Regions from separate parts of the Homo sapiens genome. Here region 2 is linked to region 1. The links are chromatin loops, found by intact Hi-C in ENCODE. Cell type or tissue: HepG2. All regions are shown on one strand. Links, peaks and the distances in the headings refer to the core of each region. The heading gives the core; the rest is flanking DNA. Region 1 overlaps CTCFL (CCCTC-binding factor like). Region 2 holds the start of RAE1 (ribonucleic acid export 1).

Region 1 (8,332 bases), core at 186-8,185:
ACAATGTAATAATAAAAATAAAGTACATAAGAAATGTAATGTGCTTGAACCATCCCACAACCAACCCCCGCACCCCAACCAGTCCATGGAAAAATTGTCTTCCACAAGAGTGTTCCCTGGTACTGAAAAGGTTGGGGACAGTAGAGGGTTGAATATGGGTCGGCTCACAGTGGTCTGTTTTAAACCCACTAAGTTGTGCAGACTGGCTCCTGAGCTGCTGGAGGGGGAGCAGGTTATGGATACACGCCTGGCGCTGGCCCCAGCATCCCTAGCAGAACGCGCAACCCACAGAATCAGTACTCAGTATATGTCGATTGGCCAAAGGGACAAATGTCCTGCAGGCAACTGGCTTTCTTCATGTAGGCAGCATCATTACATGGGTACTGGGACAAGACTTAGGTGAGCAGCTCAGCCACAATATAAATCTCTGAGATCCGCCTCGATATAAATCTGTAAGATCCACATTCACCTATAGCAGCTGATGCCAGCTGGGAATGACTGTGTCCCCCCCCCACCCCCCCCCCGTCACCTTCAGGGGACACTGGCAATGTCTGGAGACATTTTTATGGTTTTTGCAGCTGGAGAGGAGGGTGCTACTGGCATCTAGTGGTAGAGGCCAGGGTCGCTGCTAACATCCTACAGTGCCCAGAACAGCGCCCTGCCCCCAGCAGACAGCTCTCTGGCCCCAAACGTCTGTAGCGCTGAGGCTAAGAAGCCCTGACTGAAGGCAGTAGTTGAGATCAGAATAGTACCATCTTATCAATTAGATTGTTTTCTAACATGCTTGCTGCCGTGTTCAAATTTAAGTGATGGTTTCCAAAATATATTTGCACAGTTTATAAATTCCAATTCCTTAGCTTTCTGATAAATTTGCTCATCCTGGACTTTTTCTCAAGAAGCTGCTGCTGAGGAGGCTTCCACCACGAAGGGAGAACAGTTCCCAGGAGAGATGTTTCCTGTCGCCTGCAGAGAAACCACAGCCAGAGTCAAAGAGGAAGTGGATGAAGGCGTGACCTGTGAAATGCTCCTCAACACGATGGATAAGTGAGAGGGATTCGGGTTGCGTGTTCACTGCCCCCAATTCCTAAAGCAAGTTAGAAGTTTTTAGCATTTAAGGTGTGAAATGCTCCTCAACACGATGGATAAGTGAGAGAGAGTCAGGTTGCATGTTCACTGCCCCTAATTCCTAAAGCAAGTTAGAAATTTTTAGCATTTTCTTTGAAACAATTAAGTTCATGACAATGGATGACACAAGTTTGAGGTAGTGTCTAGAATTGTTCTCCTGTTTGTAGCTGGATATTTCAAAGAAACATTGCAGGTATTTTATAAAAGTTTTAAACCTTGAATGAGAGGGTAACACCTCAAACCTATGGATTCATTCACTTGATATTGGCAAGGTGGCCCACAATGAGTGAGTAGTGATTTTTGGATATTTCAAAATAGTCTAGACCAGCTAGTGCTTCCACAGTCAAAGCTGGACATTTTTATGTTGCATTATATACACCCATGATATTTCTAATAATATATGGTTTTAAACATTAAAGACAAATGTTTTTATACAAATGAATTTTCTACAAAATTTAAAGCTACCATAATGCTTTTAATTAGTTCTAAATTCAACCAAAAAATGTTTTACTCTTATAAAAAGGAAAACTGAGTAGGAAATGAAATACTAGATTAGACTAGAAAATAAGGAATAAATCGATTTTACTTTGGTATAGGAGCAAGGTTCACCTTTAGATTTTTGTATTCTCTTTTAATTATGCTCCTTGGCAGGTATGAAATTGCCCTGGTTACATTCCATTATTGCTTATTAGTATTTCACTCCATAACCCTTTTTTCTGCTAAAACTACTCTTTTTATATTTGTAAAATAATTGGCAGAGTGAGAAGAAACATAAAATCAGATAAGGCAAATGTGTACCTGTAAGGAATTTGTACTTTTTCATAATGCCCAGTGATTAGTGAGTATTTCCCTTTTGCCAGTTGACAAGATTTTTCCACCCTCGAGCAGCGTGAGAGATGCCTCTTTAACACTTGAAATTCATTTCTATCTGGATACAGAGGCAGATTTTTCTTCATTGCTTAGTTGAGCAGTTTGTTTTGCTGCCAACCTGTCTCCACCCCTGTATTTCAAGATCATTGATAAGCCCTAAATTCAAATTCTTAAGATATGGACCTTTTATTGAAAATATCACAAGTTCAGAATCCCTATACAATGTGAATATGTGGAAATAATTTCCCAGCAGGAAGAGCATTATATTCTCTTTGTACCAGCAAATTAATTTAACTCAACTCACATGAGATTTAAATTCTGTGGGCTGTAGTATGCCATCATTGTGACTGAATTTGTGCAATGGTTTCTTAATTTTTTTACTGTTATTTAAAGATGTTTTACATAATTCAATAAAATGAAATGACTTAAAATTGCTATATTTGTTATATGTCAGCATTGGTCTTTAAAAACATCTTCTTTGTCTGGAGAGAATGTGGAGAAATTGGAACCGTTGTGCACTGTTGGTGGGAATGTTAAATGGTGCAGCCACTGGGGAAAGCAGTATGGCAGTTTCTCAAAAAAAAAAAAAAAAAAATGGAAATAGCATTAGTATCTGACCCACCAATCCCACTTCCAGATATACCGTATACCCAGAAGAACTAAAAGCAGAGTCTGAAAGAGGTATTTGCACACCTATGTTCATAGCAGCATTTTTCAAAATAGTCAAAGATGAAAACAACCCAAATTCCATGGACGGGTGAATGGGTAAACAAAATGTGGTATATACATGCAGTGGAATATTATGTAGCCTTCAAAAGGAGGGAGACCCTCACACATGCTACAACATGGGGGAACCTTGAGGACGTTATGCTGAGTGAAATCAGCTAGTCACAAAAGGACAAGTATTATATGATCTTACTTATAGGAGGTATCTAGAACAGTCAGAGTCATAGAGACAGACGGTAAAGTGATGTTTGCCAAGCACTGAGGGGTGAGGGAGAATGGAGAGTTAGTGTTTAGTGGACACAGTTTATTTGGGATGAAGAAAGAGTTCTGGAGATCAGTCATGGTGATGGCCACACAACAGTGTGAATCTACCTAATCATTCCACTGAACCATACATTTAAAAATAGCTAAAATGGTAAATTTTATGTTGTGTTAGTCCTTTCTCACATTGCTATAAAGAAATACCTGAAACTGGGTAATTTATAAAGAAAAGAGTTTTAATTGACTCATAGTTCCGCAGGCTGTACAGGAAGGATGATGTTGGTATCTGCCTGGCTTCTGGGGAGGCCTCAGGAAACTTACAATCAAGGCAGAAGGCGAAGAGGGAGTAGGCGCGTCACATGGTGAAAGCAGGAGCGAGAGAGGGGGAGGCGCCACACTCCTCTGAACGACCAGATTCCTTGAGAACCGCCACTGTCATGAGGACAGCACCAAGCGGATGGTGCTAAATCATTCCTAAGAAACCGCCCCCGTGATCCAGTCACCTCCTACCAGGCCCCACCTCCAACACTGGGGATTACAATTCAACATGAGCTTTGGCCAGGGACAAATATCCAAACTATATCATGTATTTTACTACAACCAAATGTATGTTAATTTCAAAAACAGATAACATAAATATGTTTGAAAACGCAAGCCAAGTTGGTATCTAAACACTGTTTTAAATAAATAAATAAAACTCCTAGGCCGGGTGCAGTGGCTCACTCCTGTAATCCCAGCACTATGGGAGGCCGAGGCAGGTGGATGACCTGAGGTCAGGAGTTTGAGGCCAGCTTGGCCAACATAGTGAAATCCCATCTCTGTTAAAAATATAAAATTTAGCCGGGCGTGATGGCAGGTGCCTGTAATCCCAGCTACTTGGGGGGCGGAGGCAGGAGAATCACTTGAACCCGGGAGGCGGAGGTTGCAGTGAGCCGAGATTGCGCCACTGCACTCCAGCCTGGGCAATAGAGTGGGACTCCGTCTCAAGACGAAAGCTCCTATAAGCACACTTTTATAAATAGTTGCAGTGTTTCGTGTGTGCAACACCTGTTGAGATGTAGAACAAAATTCAGATGAGATGATCAATACCTACTCAGTTACGTGCGTGACTCTCACCCACACCTGGCAAGAAGGTGAAACACCTGGTCCTCAAGTGCAGTTAGTGCTTTTGATACCAAAATAGATGCAGTGACAATAGTGCCCGCAAGAGGGCAGTCGCTTCTGTCTTTTCCGATATTGAGACAGGTTCACTATTCGAGAGTAGGAAGCACGGAAAGTTATAGCAAAGTCTTGGCGATTTTATTAATTCCGCGATACAGAACGAGAACATTTTTTCCTTGGCAAGGAAGAGAAGGGACCTTTGCAAAACCTGGGAGTGAGGACACCAGTTGGCTCTGAGTTCGTGAATGCTTGGTGAGTGACATGCTTTTGCTTAAAATAGTTTTGAGATCCAGCAGGAAATAATTCCGGAATGTACACCTCTTGCACAGTGTAACATCTCTGTTTTGCAGGGAGGGGGTGTTTAAATTACAACATTGTTTGACAACAGTTTTACTATATAAAGGATGGCTTTTAAACAAACCTAAGACCTGGCTGATGCATGTTAACAGCCTCTATTGTTTGAGATCAGTCACTGAAAAGGCTGGATGGGCGTGATGAAACTGAAGTCATTTTATATGATAAAGTTTGACAGCCTACCTTTTGAAAATGGCAAGATATTTTCCAGATATTATTTCCAGTATAAATGTTTAATTTTTTTTCTGATAACCATTGAATAGTCCCTGTAAATGCATTCTTTATGACTATTAGTCACTAAAGGGCATTGTTAGTTCTGCTTAAATATGTTCCATTCAAGCCTCGGGACATTTGGCTTATCAAATCGACTTTCCGCATCTCCTCATGCTTTCACTGCAGTTTATTTTTAATTGACAGTATCGGATAAACACAGATTTTAAGTTTAAGGAGTGAAATGCTCCTCAACACGATGGATAAGTGAGAGAGAGTCAGGTTGCATGTTCACTGCCCCCAATTCCTAAAGCAGCCTAGTTTATGCTATTTTTAGTAACTTTTGAACCATTTCCAAGGCATGGGTGTGATTATGAACCTGGTTCCTTTAAATCATTATCTTTTAAAGTATGCATAATTTAGCATTTTAAGATGCATATGTTTATTTTTCTGTGCATGGCAGATAGATTACTGTATGGGATGCTCACTGCGCTTTGTCAGGACAAAAAGTGCCATCAACAAACTTAATTAGGCTGGGTCTGGTGGCTCATGCCTGTAATCCCAGCACTTTGGAAGACCAAGGTGGGCAGGGTTGCTTGAGTCCAGGAGTTAAAGACCAGTCTGGGCAACATGGTGAAACCATGTCTTTACAAAAAAAAAAAATATATATATATATATATACACACACACACACACACACACACACACACACACACACACACACACACAAATTAGCCAGATGTGGTGGTATGCACCTATAGTCCTAGCTACTCAGGGGGCTGAGGTGGGAGGATCACCTGAGCCAGGGAGGTTGAGGCTACAGTGAGCCTTAATGACCTCACTGCACTTCAGCCTGGGCAGCGGAATGAGACCCTGTCTCAAAAAAATAAAAAATCTTAATGGAGACCAGGCACCCAGCACTTTGGGAGCAGAGGCAGGAGGATAGCTTGAGCCCAGGAGCTCAAGACCAACATGGGCAACATAGGGACACCCCATTGCTACAGAAAATAAAAATTTAAAAAATCAGCTGGGTGCAGTGACAAGTGACTGTGGTCCTAGCTACTCAGGAGGCTGAGAGGAGCTATTAGCAGCCTTTCTATATGAACTCTGCAGCCAGCTTTCATCCACTGTGGCACAATTAAAGAGTTTTTTTGTTTGAGATAGGGTCTTGCTGTGTCACTCAGGCGGGAGCGCAGTGGTGCAAGCAGCCTCAGGCACTGCAGACTTAACCTCCTGCTTTCACAGATGTTCAAAAAACCGGAGATTCTCTCAGTAGCCAGGCCCTTAGCATTTTATTCTGGGTGGTTCAACCCAAAAGAGCAATTCAGCATCTCTCTGCTGGCCTGTCACCCAGTCTTTGTTCCAGAGCCTCTGGAAGTGACACATGACCCATGCTGTGGAATTTGCCAGGCCTCCTCCACGGAGTGACCAGCACAATTGCATGCCCAGGTGACATGGGAGGGGAGCCAACGAGACCCCAGGTTTGCAGTGGCCAGGCAAGGCCCGGGGGACGGGAGGGAGGCAGCAAGAAGACTTGGGGCCTGACTACACGGTTTCCTCTTCCACCTGGAGGCAGACGCGGTCACGTGGAGTGTGGGCAGGATTCATCAACTCATCTGTCTGACTCTGAGAGTTTGTTTGGAGCTTGTTTGGTCTTATATCTGGGTAATATTCCACCTTTGGTGATACGGACCCATTTCCAAATAAGAGCAACTGGTGCTTTTTAAAAATTAGCCTTACCATGTATTGCCATGAGTAGGATGACTTCAGACGTTTGGATGGATGGATGCAGACAGGTAGATAGTTCCTGATAGATATGTTTTTTTAATTCCATAAAGAATGAGAAATCAGTCGTGAGAAGGCGAGGCCTCCACTTGGGCAAACAGAAGTGAGTTTCCTCACGCAGCTTTTGAGCTCAGTGAAGTGCAAAGCAGAACTCTTCTTAGTGCAACTTTCCAACAATGCATTGTTTTACATATTTTTAAGTCTTTAAAAAACTTTTCTGAGATATAACTTACATACAGTAAAATTCCCCCTTTTAAGTATCTATGAGTTTTGACAAATGAATGGTCACGTAATCACCGCTTCAACCAAGACATGGGGCACCTCCATCACCCCAGGCATCCCACTGTGCTCCCAAAATTAGAACAGGGATCCCCTTTTTAGGGGCCTGTGGACCCCACACATAAAAAGCCCTGAGTTCCTTCAGAAAGAAATCCAGACACCTAGCTAGCCCCAAAAGTAAAGAACTTACTAAAACAAAATAATAAGCTAAGACAATAACTAAAAAAGTTAAAGTCCCCAAAATGTTTACTTTCCCTGTAAAACCCAAAGACACACCTTAACGTATGTTACTGAGTCGTTCAAAACCTCAGAACCCCTCTAAGATCTCCCGTCAGACAGATCCAGACACATAAACCTCAAATTTAAGAAAAGTAAAAACTAATCTTTATTCATCATCCTTTGTTCTAAGCGGTCACTCCCCCTAGCCAGTGAACATTTTTCTACTGACCCCAGATCGTTAAACAAAGCTTCTCTTCCTTAACCAATTGCAAATCAGAAAACCTTTGAATCTGTCTACAACCTGTAAGCCTACACTTGAAGACATGCTGGCCCTTTTAAGTCTAAACCAACCAACAATAGAACCTTCTATATTAATTTATAATTTTGCCTGTAACTGTTACTTTCCACCCACCTTTAAAAATCCTTACCTGCAAGTCATCGGGGAGGTCAGAATTTAAACATTCAGCTGCCTAGTTCTCCATACTTGACACCCTACAATAAAAACCTTTCTTCCTATCACTGGAAACCTTGGTGTAAATGTCCAGTTTAACTATGGCAAACAGACCCCAGTTTGGTTCTGTAATACTCCTTTGTAGTCAAGCACTACCCCTACTCCCAGCCCCCAGCACCGGATTTTGCTTCAATTGTCCTATATAGTTTTATCTTTTCCAGAATGTCACATACCTGGAATCCTACACTATATATTTGCATGTGGCTTTTTTCATTGAACAAATGACTTCAAGATTCTTCCTGCTCTTTGGTGGCTCACTGTTCCTTTCTTTTGATTGTTGAGTGATATTCCATTGTCTGATCGCTCCACAATTGCTTTATCATTCACCAGTTCAAGGACGTTGGCTTTCTTTCCAATTTGAGAGGTTTATGAATTAAGCCATTATAAACATTTGCATACAGGTTTTGTGTAAACAGACATTTTTCTTTCCCTTGGGCAAATACCTAGGGGTGAGATTTCTAAGTCACTAGGTAGATGTATGTTTATACGAAATTGCCAAACCGTCTTCTGACGTGAATGCACCACTCTGCACTCCCACCAGCAAGGTCCAAGCATGCCCACAGCCCCATCAGAAATATTCGCCACCACTTGGCATTGTCAGGCTTTTTTTTTTTTTTCTTTTTTTAGACAGCGTCTCATTCTGTCACCCAGGCTGGAGTGCAGTGGCATGATCTCTGCTGGCTGCAACCTCTGCCTCCTGGGTTCAAGCAATTCTCCTGCCTCAGCCTCCCGAGTAGCTGGGACTACAGGTGTGTGCCACCACGCCCAGCCAATTTTTGTATTTTTAGTAGAGACGGGGTTTCACCATGTTGGCCAGGCTGGTCCTGAACT
Region 2 (8,291 bases), core at 1-8,000, 140 kb after region 1:
TCTGGAAGACACTAGATTATACAGTGTCTTCACTTTTGCAGCTACAGCTTTCCTCACCTGCATCACTAGCCTGTTCAACTTGAAACATCCTTTTTTTAAGCAGCAAATAATCTGAAATCTTTCTAAAAATTACATGTAGAAAGCAAGCTTGCTCAACCTTGACTACCATCCTCCCTCCTGTTCTCCTAACCCCTGCTGCCCCTGTGCTGTAGGCTACAGTTCAAAAGCTTTTCCAAAAACTTACAATGGTATTCCATCATACAAACATACTATACATTGCCATTACTACTGGATATTAAAATTTTCAAAATTTTCACAAGTTCACAGTGCTTTGGCTGTTATAAAGGTTAATTTAGATAATGCAGATGAAGTACATTATCAGATTTCCTACTCAAGTCCCAGAAGGGTATCAGTGAGATAAAGGGTATAAGCTGAAGGATTTTTGATAACTATTGCCAATTATCCTGTGGAAAAGCCAACTTACATACCTACCAGCCATACATGCAGGGTTTCAGCTTATCCTTGCTGGCACTATTATTCTTTTAAACTTTTAATTTTGTTAATTTAATAAAAAAAAGTCTTAAATTTGCATTTATCTGATTACAAGCATGGATGAATGGTTCAGGTTTATTCTTTCTTTTGTGAAGTCCCTCTTTACACCCTTTGCTTATTTTTCTACCAGAGTTTTCTTTCTTTTAGTAAACTGTAATTTTTTTGTCTTTCTTTTTGTACATGATGAGTAAGTATCTAGGCAAATCTGTGCTATTATTTAACGTTGAAAAAGTTTCATACATGCCTGAGGAACACTGTCAGGATGCCAAGAAAGGGAATTTGTTGGTGTGTGCCACTGGGTATAATGTTCACTCTGGATGAATATGATATTTGATTTGGGAATAAACTTCAAGAGACTGAACTAAAGTAGAAAATTTCGAGCAACACATATGATTGTGCTTTCCTAACAAAAACGGGTGTAAGAATAATGTCTGCCATTCAGAAGGGTTCACACCCCCTAAATTGATTTCTCAAAAAAGGCCATAAATAAGTCCAACTGATTCATTTACTTGGGAAACAACGGAGCTAAAGCTAACCTTGGCCATACAAAGAGAGATGATTTCTAGAACACGTATTTAAGGAGCACTTACATCATTAGCCCATGATCCTGCAATAAGAAAGTTCCCCGGCAAGGTTGGTGGGCTAAAAGACAGACAACCAATGCTATCATCAGGAGATGATGTTACTTCAATATCCTGCGGGAAAAAAGTCAATGTTAAAATGTATGCACGCTCACAACTTCATTCCAAATTGTTTTCTTTCTCACTAATTACCTCACGGTGGCCTTTCCTTGTGTACAAGAACTAACTGAATTAGACCTTTCCTTACTTTGATCAAAGACAGGAGTAAAAAATAAGCTAGAGAAAGTACCAGCACCACCAGGACTAGCAGTAGCAGCTGCTAATGAAATGCCCATGGTCTTGTTTTCTAAATGACCAGTTCACTCTGGCCCCACAGTGCTAGATCACAGTTTTCACCTGCCATCCCCTCTCTCCAACCATGGGAATTCTGAGTCAACAGTCCTGGCTGGGCCAGGCCCTGGGAATCTGCACCGGAATCTGCACCTTGGGTGATTCTGGAGACCTGGCAGGCCAGGAAGAACAGGACACAAGTACGGGGACACATTTTCTGTGCTCCAGTGTTTCAGAAACATGAGTTAGACAAAGTTTCAAAGCTTTCAGCCTAAAGGAGGCTCCCAAGTCATCTCGGGTTCTGTCCTTGATGGGAGAAACTCTGCCCAAACTCTTCCTACAAGCCCCAGGAAGCTTTTCGTGGTACCTTCATGGGATTGTGATTGTCTGTAGTTGCACTGCCAAACATGCTGGTCCCACTGGTTCCAAAACCTGAGGTTGTTCCAAACAGGCTCATTTTGAACCTAAAAAGTAATGAAAAATGTTAAGGATGGGTTTTCTCTTAATATCACTGAGAGGCAATGGTAAGATAATTAACTGGCAGAAGAGAAATACTCAAAGTGGCTTGAGGCCAGGCTTCACTTTTCAGACAAGAGCGCAATGAGCAGAGTGCTTTCAAAACATAAACCTTCTATTTTAGAGTAGTTTTAGGTTTCCAGAAATAGTAAAGATAGAATTCCCATACACTCCATATCTAGTTTCCCCTATTATCTCATATTAGTACGGTTCATTTGTTACCATTAATAAACCAGTATGGATACATTGCAGATTATTTTGTAGGCACCAGCTAGAAAATAAATTCACTCATTTTTTACATAGAGACCCTGAGCTGCGCAGCAGGAATATAACAGTAAACAAGATCGCAGGTCCCCGTGCTTTCAGGTTTCCACCTAGTGGGCATTCACTTTCCTACTAATTTCTACATTCTAGTTTAGGTCAGCATCCGCATGAAACTACCTAGAACAACCAGTCCGGGAAGCGAATCAGCAATTTCTTCGTAAAAGTTTTAAAAAGGTCGGGCATCGTGTTTTGGACATTTACCCAGCAAGAACCTCTCCCACCCTGGGTTTTTTCTTGAATATCATAATCTAACAGGCCCACCAGGGTTTGGTCAGGGCCTCTTGCCACTCAGGAGTTGGGACTCTAATCTCACCAGTCTTCATTTTCCTGCTCTGCAAACATAGAGAACATTAACACATTCTCCAGGGCTGCTCTGGGGATCAAATCAGATTATGTAGAAAATGCAGTATCTAGTTCATAGTGGGTACAATAAACGACTTTTCCCTTCTTTTTTCCTTCCAACTCCCCGAGGAGTTACGTACACTGAAACCACATTTCAATCCTACTACCTGTTACGCTGAAAAGTCCTCCATACCAGTCACCTCTCCAAAGGGAGCCAAATGGCTGAGTGACATCCTTGCTAACAAGACAACACAGAACGGAGAAACTGCAAGGAATTTGGGGAAGGCATTTGAGTTTCCTCAGCTTCATGAAAAATAAGTGCAGAACAAAAGGTCAGAGCAACAGCTACAAGCACATGTACATTTTAGTGAACGTGAGGGGATGTGGTCCTTGCCGGCCACACTTCTGCCCTCAAATGCAGAGGTACTTGAAACACCAGTTGGCTGTATGAACGAACAAAGGCATGACAAGGCTTCTGCAATCAGTCCAGGTGCTGGTTACACGGCTTTGGACGGGTCACTTAACCTTGATTTTCTCATCTGTAAAACAGAGACACTAATATCTACTTCACAGAGTTATGAGAACTAAATGAAGCCACACACACACACTGCCTAAAGCACTACAGGTTCTTAATAAATATTACTTTCACTCTATTCCTCTACCTCAACCTTCAAGTTGGGAGAGAACATTTCTGCCATTAGGGATGAACTTAGGAAAAAGAACATGGTAGGTGAGAATCGTTCGTGTTAGTCAGTGTGGACCACACCTTATGCTGAGCACTGGGAAGCTTCCAAAGTTCAGAAGGCACAGTCATCTGTGGGACCCACCTAATCTCTTCCCGCTCTCTCCCGCCTTGCTGCACCCCAGCCCTCCTAGCTCTGCTGGCTTCCTTTCTCCGCTGAACACAACAAGCTCATCCCTGCCTTGGAGCAAACCTAGTGCTGTTCCTTCAGCTTGGGATGATTTGCTTCTCCCTCCCCACAGCTACCTCCGTTTGAATCTTCATATCCCAGTTCAAAAGTTGCCTCCTCCGAACTTCTTGGGGTGATGAAAATGTCCCAAATTTGAACTTGCCATGTTTACGCAACTGCATAAAATTTCCAAACTCACAATATACACTTTCAATGGTTGAAATTAATGTTATTTTATACTTCAATAAAGCTGTCACACGTATTCTTTTTTAAAGTCACCTCCTCAGACGCTTCTTTGCCAACTTTAACATATCTAATCTTCCATCACATCCCCTGGAATTTCTTGTTTACACTCAAAATCTCTTCCCCCCCAGAATGCTGGCTCCAAGAGGGCAGCCACTTGCCTGGATTCTTCCCTTAATGCATACTGGGTCCCACAGTACAATGCCTGGCCCAGGGCGGCTGGTGTTTAATACTACTTGCCTGGAGAAGTACTGCCTGTACGGTGGCACCTATATACGTATACAATAAATACTTGGCGGGCTAAGACAGAAACAGACTTAGTTTCAGAGACTGGTAACTGCTACGAAAGAAATGGAGCAGGTTGACGTGGAAGAGGCTAAAAGGGGACGCCCTTCTGCAAAGCGGCCAGGGAAAGCTTCTCCCAGGAGCTGACATGTATCTGACGAGACGCCAGACGTGTAAGGGGGAGGGACAGAGGCGACACACACTGCATTAACGCAATGTGACCCTTCCCAGAGGCTCAGTTCCCCCACAAGAGAAACGATGGATTAGGCCCTAGGTGACCCCTAAGGCCATTTCCAGCTCTGACCTCGCTTCCAGGGCCCAGTAACGAAGCTTAGTCAACAGTCCCGCTCGCGCCCCAGCATCCCGCAGAAGCGCGCTCCCGGGAGGCAACTCGGCCTCTGCGGGAGCCATGGCGGCGGTTAACGACGGGACGCGCGCGGCACGGGGCCTACCTGGGGGTCTCGCCCCGGCGGAAAGCGGCGGCCGGGAGCAGAAGGGTCTGAGGAGTTTGCGAACCTGCTCTGGCGCGAAGGACGAGGGCCAGGAGCGCGGACAGAAATCCCAGGAGCCCGAAGCCTCCTTAAGCCTGCGGTAGAAACTGCCCTGACTACCGCGGAAACAACGCGCGTGCGCCCTGGAGCCACTTCCTGCGTCGCCCGGAAATCGTCGAAGAAAAAGGCTCCTTTTCCCGCAAGGCGACAGCACATGCGCAAAAACGCTTTACACCAGCAGTTTGCGAATTGGTCCAAAGTTGATGTAGCCGCTGCAAGTTACTAAGCGACTGCTTTTATAAATCCGCAACTGGCCAGGCGCGGTGGCTCACGCCTGTAATCCCAGCACTTTGGGAGGCCGAGGCGGGCTGATCACCTGGGGTCAGGAGTTCAAGACAAGTCTGGCCAACATCGTGAACCGCCCCGCCCCCCGCCCCCCCCGCCCCCCCGCGCCGCCCCCCCCCGCCCCCCGCCCCCGTCCCCCCGCCCCCCCCGCCCCCCCCGCCCCCCGTCCCCCCGCCCCCCCGCCCCCCCGTCCCCCCGTCAGTACTAAAAATACAAAAATTAGCCGGGCATGGTGGCGGGTGCCTGTAATCCCAGCTGCTTGGGAGGCTAAGGCAGGAGAATCGCTTGAACCCAGGAGGTGGAGGTTGCAGTGAGCCGAGACCATGCCATTGCACTCCAGTCTGGACAACAAGAGCGAAACTCCATCTCAAATCAGTCAATCAATCCGCAACTAGGGCTAGTGCAAGGTAGCTAGCTGTTTTCTCTTGTGAATTAATTATTGCATTTATCATGTATAAACATCTAAAAGATTCTGATTGCTTCCAATTCACGTCCAAGGCCAACCTCCGAGAAGCTGCTCTAACGCTGCCTCCGAACAAGGCGAGGTCGGCCGCGGGTTTCCCGCCCTGGCCTCTCCCTGTTTGCCCACTGGGGTACCCTGAGCCCACCTCGGGGCTCTTTGGGCCTCAGTTTCCTGCTGCATGGTGGGGAAAATGATGCCAGGGCTGTTCCTAATTAGGGTCAAGTGAAATCATACGTGAACTACTCTTACTAATAGAACTGTCTGTAGAAATGTTAAGGGATTCTTATTACTCACACACGCCCACTCCAAATATTTCAGTTGGTTGTTTCCTCCCAACCCCTACTTTTAGGAGCATCTGAAGAAGGAAGTGAAGGAAAAGACAGATCACAAGGAAGGGATTTCGTGAGGTTATGTAGCTACCCTGGATTCTCTCCTTCACTACTCAGTGTGGTCTGCGTGCCTTGACCTTCTTAAGGAGGTTTAGGATCTGGGGTATCTTTTTATAAAATGCAGATTCAGTAGGTCTACGATGGGCCTAAAAATCCACATTTCTACCAAATTCCCAGCAGAGGTTGCTGGGCCGTGAACCAGAGTTAAGTACCAAGGCTGTAGATCATTTGGAATCCTGGGCAGCTTTTTAAAAACTGTGATGTTTACACTGCACCCTTAGAGATTCTGATTTAGTACGCCTGGGCTAGAAAAGAGGAAATTAATATTTTTTAAAAGCTCCCCAGGTGATTCTAAGATGCAGCCAAGACTGAGAACCTCTAGTCTAGACGATGATGGTAATAATAGCTCTTTTGAGCATCACCCTATGCTAAGCGCTTTAGATGCTCCATCTCCTGTAGTTTCCAGACCAGCCCTAAAAGATAGGTATTGTGATTATCTCCATTTTATAGATATGGAAAATGAAGCTGACAGAGGTGATGTTGTGTCCGGAATTGGTGGGTTCTTGGTCTCACTGACTTCAAGAATGAAGCTGCGGAGCCTCGCGGTGAGTGTTACAGTTCTTAAAAGCAGCGCATCCGGAGTCTGTTCCTTCTGATGTTAAGATGTGTTTGGAGTTTCTTCCTTCTGGTGGTTTATGGCCTCGCTGGCTCAGAAGCGAAGCTGCAGACCTTCGGGCAGTGAGTGTTACAGCTCTTAAGGCGACGCATCTGGAGTTGTTCCTTCCTCCCGGCGGGCTCGTGGTCTCGCTGGCTTCAGGAGTAAAGCTGCAGACCTTTGCGGTGAGTGTTACAGCTCATAAAGACGACGTGGTCCCAAAAAGCGAAAGAACAAACCTCCCACACCGTGGAAGGTGCCCCGAGCAGATTGCCACTACTAGCTCCGGCAGCCTGCTTTTATTCTCTTATCTGGCCCCACCCACATCCTGCTGATTGGTAGAGCCCAGTGGTCTGTTTTGACAGGTCGCTGATTGGTGCCTTTACAATCCCTCAGCTAGACACAAAGGTTCTCCAAGGCCCCACCAGAGTAGCCAGATACAGAGTGTCCATTGGTGCATTTACAAACCCTGAGCTAGACACAGGGTGCTGATTGGTGTGTTTACAAACCTTGAGCTAGATACAGAGTGCTGATTGGTGTATTTACAATCCCTGAGCTAGACATAAAGATTCTCCAAGGCCGCATCAGAGTAGCTAGATACAGAGTGTCGATTGGTGTATTTACAATCCCTGAGCTAGACATAAAGGTTCTCCACCTCCCCACCAGACTCAGGAGCCCAGCTGGCTTCACCCAGTGGATCCCGCACCGGGGCTGCAGGTGGAGCTGCCCACCAGTCCCAGGCCGTGCGCTCGCGCTCCTCAGCCCTTGGGTGGTCCGTGGGACTGGGCGCCGTGGAGCGGGGGTGGCACTCGCGTCGGGGAGGCTCGGGCAGCACAGGAGCCCATGGAGGGGGTGGGAGGCTCAGGCATGGCAGGCTGCAGGTCCCGAGCCCTGCCCTGCGGGAAGGCAGCTAAGGCCCGGTGAGAAATAGAGCGCAGCGCTGGTGGGCTGGCACTGCTGGGGGACCCAGTACACCCTTCGCAGCCGCTGGCCCGGGTGCCAAGCCCCTCATTGCCAGGGGCCAGCAGGGCCGGCCGGCTGCTCCGAGTGCGGGGCCCGCCAAGCCCACGCCCACCCGGAACTCCAGCTGGCCCGCAAGCGCCGCGCGCAGCCCCGGTTCCCGCTCGCGCCTCTCCCTCCACCCCTCCCTGCAAGCTGAGGGAGCGGGCTTCGGCCTTGGCCAGCCCAGAAACGGGGTCCCACAGTGCAGCGGTGGGCTGAAGGGCTCCTCAAGTGCCGCCAAAGTGGGAGCCCAGGCAGAGGATGCCCCGAGAGCGAGCGAGGGCTGTGAGGACTGCCAGCACGCTGTCATCTCTCAATGTGACTTACCAGAGCTCACACAACTGATACAGAGTAGGTCCATGATGTCTGTCCTGTGCCTGACCCTCCTACCAGCAAAGCTTTGGACTCATCTCTGAGAAGTGCTTCAACTACATTTTCTTATCCTTTTTCAATGGAACTCCTCTTACTATCTTTCCTTTAAACTCTCAAAAGCCCTCCCAAAGCTCTCTCAGGGTTTCGAGGCATATTCTGCCTCATTAAATAGTGTATTTGTCTTGTCTAGATTCCTAGATTTAAAACTTGTATCTACTTCCATGTATATGCTTTGCAGCACCAAGCAGAGTATCTTACATGTGTTCGTTATTAATACTTGTTGCATTTTATGTTTCAACGCCCAATGTATCTTCCAGAAGCCTCTATTATGATACAGATTCCTCTATAATCCTGGTTATTCAGCATGCTCTATAAACTCTTCCCGCTGTTTAGGATTATGTAGTTGACAAACTGCTTTTGCATATACCATCAGTGGAACCACTGAGGAGCAGTATGCTCGCCCAAATATTATAGCTGATATTCCAAGACT

Evidence for each region. A loop is a pair of places that touch in the nucleus more often than their neighbours do. Peaks named below come from ENCODE experiments on the same cell type or tissue, not always from the same donor. Only the 100,000 strongest peaks of a DNase experiment are listed, where the experiment ranks them.
Region 2: it touches region 1 in a loop (10-fold over the local background); 3 of 110 quality-filtered maps call a loop at or near these places.

Annotation. Positions count from the first base shown.
Region 1 is chr20:57,491,266-57,499,597 of GRCh38, reverse strand. It overlaps CTCFL (CCCTC-binding factor like), which reads left to right. Exons shown (of 11, transcript NM_001386993.1): 11 at 897-2,432. The coding sequence ends at 1,048. Among named protein-coding and RNA genes, the nearest start is that of CTCFL, 30 kb to the left of the region's middle. RefSeq lists enhancers at 1-239, 688-737 and a silencer at 6,458-6,658. In HepG2, for the core only: CTCF peaks have their summits at 608 (motif pointing left) and 4,190 (motif pointing right); a DNase peak (open chromatin) is centred at 4,187; H3K27me3 peaks cover 968 bases.
Region 2 is chr20:57,347,668-57,355,958 of GRCh38, reverse strand. RAE1 (ribonucleic acid export 1) reads right to left here and starts at 4,704. Exons shown (of 12, transcript NM_003610.4): 1 at 4,537-4,704; 2 at 1,831-1,927; 3 at 1,143-1,247. The coding sequence starts at 1,920. RefSeq lists enhancers at 4,235-4,314, 4,505-5,073. In HepG2, for the core only: a CTCF peak has its summit at 4,729; DNase peaks (open chromatin) are centred at 4,368 and 4,788; H3K4me3 peaks cover 1,777 bases.